Regions from separate parts of the Homo sapiens genome. Here region 2 is linked to region 1. The links are chromatin loops, found by intact Hi-C in ENCODE. Cell type or tissue: PC-9. All regions are shown on one strand. Region 1 overlaps AADACL2-AS1 (AADACL2 antisense RNA 1). Region 2 has its middle 48 kb from the start of AADACL2-AS1.

What was found. Peaks named below come from ENCODE experiments on the same cell type or tissue, not always from the same donor. Only the 100,000 strongest peaks of a DNase experiment are listed, where the experiment ranks them.
Region 2: a loop joins it to region 1, with 4 times the contacts of the local background. A loop is called at or near these places in 4 of 110 quality-filtered maps.

Annotation. Positions count from the first base shown.
Region 1 is chr3:151,924,705-151,927,204 of GRCh38, forward strand. The region is part of intron 1 of AADACL2-AS1 (AADACL2 antisense RNA 1); the gene reads right to left. Among named protein-coding and RNA genes, the nearest start is that of AADACL2-AS1, 2.2 kb to the right of the region's middle. In PC-9, no CTCF peak of the experiment used is centred here; DNase peaks (open chromatin) are centred at 1,347 and 2,467.
Region 2 is chr3:151,974,830-151,977,329 of GRCh38, forward strand. No RefSeq gene overlaps it. Among named protein-coding and RNA genes, the nearest start is that of AADACL2-AS1, 48 kb to the left of the region's middle. In PC-9, no CTCF peak of the experiment used is centred here; a DNase peak (open chromatin) is centred at 1,562; H3K4me3 peaks cover 397 bases; H3K27ac peaks cover 952 bases.

The DNA of each region.
Region 1 (2,500 bases):
TGATTCATTTAATCCCAATTACAATGTGTGAGGCAGACACTCTTTTGACCATATTTTACGGATGAGGATATTGAGCATGGTTGTGGTGCTCAGCAGGGACTTGAAGGCAAGGGCAGCATCCCTTATTGCTAGCTGAGGGACAAGCATAATAGATGTGTCTAGAAAAAACTGTTTTCCCTTTGGGCTTGCAAAATAGGAGGTTCACAGAGAATTACAGGGTAATCCCTTTATTGAGAAATTACTAAAACTGGTTTGCAATTTGCTTTGTTTGCACAGTTGTGCATCTCTCTAAATGTATTACAGGCTGGTACAGTCAGCACTCGCAACGGGACAACTTCAGGGTCAGACTTTAAAGTATATAGAGCTTTTTCACTCCCATTCCCTTTTCTGTGTTCCCAGATTCCATGAATCCTTTCTTTCCACTCTCTTCCCCTTCAGTCAGTCTCTGCTGTTGCTAGCTCCTCGTGAATTCTTTAGTTCTTTCCTCTGAAGACTCAATCTCACCCACAGGTTTCGACAACATTGTGAACACGGGACTCGGCAAGGTCAAGCAGTGACCAGACTCGGGGAATACTTGAGAATAAATGTTTGCTGCCCAACCTGAAACACCTAGGTAGTCACAGATTTTGTGCAGAGTTGGTGCTTAAAGGCCAGTTGCAGGCCCTGTGGTAAATTTCAGGAATAAAGGTAGGACCTCAGTTGAGAACCAGCAGCCAAATACAAGTCAAAGTGCAGCATAATGAGAGATGCACAAATATCAAAGCAATCCAAGAAGGAGAAATTAAGTAGTGGCAGGTAAATTAAAAGTCAGAGAGAGCTTTGGAGAGAGTGAGCATGTTGGGATAAACTTTGTCAACCTAGAGGATGTGGCTTCGGTGATCTCATAACCATGCGCCGTTGGGGTGTTATGAATCTGTACACACCACAGGTGGAGGCTTAAAGACAGCTATGTGCTCATTGAACTACTGAAAGCCACACAACCCAGATTTTCTTCCTCCAGGGGGTCTCAATGGAACACCGTTCCTTCTCTGTTCCCTCCTTCCCTCTCTCCCTCCCTTCCTATAATTGCCCTTTTCAGTCCTTTTCAGGCACCAGGTACTTTTCAGGTGCTAGGGATCTAGTAGTGAATAACACCCTACCCTCGAGGAATTCACATACTAGAAGTAAAGAGAGACCATAAACAAAAGTCCTACTGGAATTTCTATTTGCCAAGATTTCCCCGATGTATTTTTTGGACGTCAACCTAAGCCTGACCAAGAAACCCTCATTAAAACAAAAGTTACAGCTCCAGCCTCTGTGTGGCTAGTGGATAAGCCTCAAGGCAGCTCACAGCTCCCTCCTGAAAGACTTGTTTGCCTCATGGTTTTTTATGGATGAATCATGCTTCCTACTAGACTCCTGAGATTTTTTTTTAAAACTCTTGTCTTAATGTTCTTTTCTTTTACCTCTTTTCTTTTTATCCTAACCCACCTTCAGAAAATAATAAGATACAAGTCATGTATAACTTAAATGTATGTAAAACTTTAGTTTAAATAAATGTACCATCTTTCAGGGACACAGCCATCTTACTTCTTAGTTTGAAAAGTTGAATGAAAGTATTTTTTCCCTATTAGAAACATTTTAAAAGTAAGGATCTAAATGAAGTGACTACTAAGAATAAAGCCTGTCCAAATATACACCTTTTTTTATTATGTGGAAGGCAGGAATTTATTCAATGTTTCCTTCGGTTTTAACCAGAAACAAAAAGTACCTCATGCCTTCCAAAAATGCTCAAAGATAACGAGGAATTACACTGCCTCATCCTAATTCTCTCAAGCTTAAATTTCTTAATTACAGTTGTTTGCCAGCAGTTCTTTATTAGTATAGAGTCAGCTTCCAACAAAGGAGGAATCATTAGTGCAGCAAGATAGCTGGCCTCTTCGGGAGGAAACAGACAGCTGGAAGTCCACGACCAATTCTCAGTAAAGGGACACTGCATGGGTAGGAAAATGGTTGAAAGTAAACTTAGGTAGCTGAAAAGAGCCATGTCTGCCATGGCCTCGTGTTGAAGTTAGAGCAGAGCACACCTATTTATTCTGACAATTTAAGACCTCATTAACTAGACACTGCTTAGGGCAAATTAATTGTGTTGAAAGAGAAACACCCATCAATACATTTATTAAGTGTACCCCTATTATTAGAATCTTTATATTTTATATTCTGGGTAGGGTGGAGACAGCGAACTTGCTCTATAAATGATTAGTAAAGTGTTTTTTGTATATTTGAGTCAGACTAAAAAGTGTCCAAATATGTGCTAATGGTAACCCAGTCTCTAAAAATAAACTATGTGCCTGTTGCTTACAATGCTGGCTTCTTTGAGATCTATTTTACATGGTTTTTCCATGCCCAGAAAAAAAGAGGTGCGGCTCTTACTGCAAACACATTTGAAAATCTATCTGATGATTTTGTAGGGCCCAGAAAGCACCTAAACATGACTCACATATTACCAGCTTCAGAGCAA
Region 2 (2,500 bases), 50 kb after region 1:
TTGACATTTTAAAAAGCTATGCCAGTCAATAAATAAGCACAAATTGTGTTATGCACCATAAAAGGAAAAAAATTACAAAGTTGTTTGAGAAAGATATTGGAGAGCCTAATATTTATTTGAGTTTTAGGATACATTACAACCAACCGAGTAACTTTTGGGTTTTATGTCTGCATGTTTATTTCTCTTATCTTTCAATAGAATTATAAACTGGGAAGGTGAAGATTTTTTTGCTTATCATGTTTATACCTCCATGTGGCAGTAAATGTAGTATATTGAACACGGAACACTAAATAAATATGTATTCAATAAATTAATGATTTTTCTATAGGTATTTGTCTCCTTTTGAGGTTTTCTTGTTTTTGTTGGTGCTTGGTTTTGTACTGTTTTTCATATCTTTTATCACATAAAAATCATGGTGAACCCTAAATGGTTTGATTTATAAACATAACTTTTAAGCACAAGGTAAATGTTCTAAAGGAAAAGAAATGCCCAAATGTGTTTTCTCATGAGTTTAATATTCAAGTTCAATTATATGTTGAAAGATATGTTTCTGTGGTTTAGTGACAGATTAAAATATTGGTTTATCTTTATTATAGAGGAATAAATCCTATTAGATATAAACTCTTTGAAGCAAGAGGCTATGCTTTAAATTGGTTTCGATCAATATCCAGTGCCTTATAAAAAGAAGGTACGGCCGGGCGTGATGGCTCACGCCTGTAATCCCAGCACTTTGGGAGGCCAAGGCAGGCGGATCATGAGGTCAGGAGATCGAGACTATCCTGGCTAACATGATGAAACCCCGTCTCTACTAAAAATACAAAAAATTAGCCGGGCGTGGTGGTGGGCACCTGTAGTCCCAGCTACTTGTGAGGCTGAGGCAGGAGAATGGCGTGAACCGGGGAGGCGGAGCTTGCAGTGAGCAGAGATCAAGCCACTGCACTCCAGCATGGGCGACAGAGCAAGACTCCATCTCAAAAAAAAAAAGAAGATACCTGGTAATCAATGAATGGGTAAATGAGTAAATGAATGAATGCAAAATGGCCTTCTCTTTCATCAAACTTTATGTTCTCAAGCCATACACGTTTCATCTAGACTCCACAATGCTAGACGTTTTAGGGGGAGTTTTTCATTTTTTTGTTTTTTAATGATATTCCTAAGGTTTGAGCAGAACACCATAAAGATCATAACATTAAAATGAAATCAAAATTGGCCTTTTGCTTCCATTTTAGGGTTAACAGAAACACTGCAAGTTAGACTGCCAATCATCTCCCAATCAAATAAAATTCTTTGTTTTTCTTCTTTAGTTGTTATGTTTTATCTACATCCTTCTGCTATTCAGATGTTTTTCTCAAGTGACTTGGACATTGTAGTTCTCAGAAAAGATCTATTTTTACCAGTATGAATGAATTGTAGCTTAAGCTGCTTCCTGGCTGAGGAAGGTAGCTATTAAAACACTAACCAATAGAGGCTGGAATATGCCCAGTGGAAAGTGAGTGTACAGGAAAGCAAGCAAGAACACTGTCAGAAAAAGGAACATTTTAATGCATTCCAATGAGGCCAAAGATGCCACTAGGGTTTGAAAGGCAACCAGTTGTGATGAGCATCAATGACTCATGAAAACCACAATTTAGTTTACTTTACAGCTCCTGCTGCTGTTTCAGATGACTTAAGTCCTAAACTAATTAAGGAAAGTCACAGATTTCAGTATGGCCAAAGATAGGAATTGACCTATTTCCATCGATTTTCATTTCAGTGACACAATCATTGCTGGAGGCAATCCAACTTCTGTGAGTTTGACCTTTGTCATTAGAAAAATGAAAAAAATTAGATTTAATGATTTACAGGCTCCAATGCAGAATGATTGCTCCAAAAATAAGGTTTTCTAAAGAGAAAGAACTTTAGCGACATTCAAAATATTTCCAATTGACACACAGAAAAGTCTTGCTGTGCATTTGGAACTCTCTATTTCCACACATATCAAGGAAGGTTCGTGATGCCAGAGTTGCATTGGAGGTTCCCAAAGACCTCCTGGTTTTCCATATGGTAGAACCAGAACAGAAAGTCTTTCTAAACCCTGGGAAGCAGAGTAGCTTAAAAGTCAGCTAACTTCCATTCTAATAGCAGCTTCTGTGGAGTGAGGACATCACAATGTAAAAATGTAATCATATCTTTAAATTTTCCTTGTGGAAATAAGGTGTACAAAATTGAGCAAATCATTAACAGTACATAAATGGTCCACTGACAGACTTTTTTTTTTTTTTTTTGATTTGGAGTCTCACTCTGTTGCCCTGGCTGGAGTGCAGTGGCACGATCTCGGCTCACTGCAACCTCTGCCTCCTAGGTACAGGCAATTCTCATGCCTCAGCCTCTGGAGTAGTTGGGATTACAGGCACCTGCCATCACACCTGGGTAATTTATGTATTTTCAGTAGAGACAGGGTTTCACCATGTTAGTCAGGCTGGTCTCGAACTCCTGACCTCAGGTGATCTGCCTGCCTCGG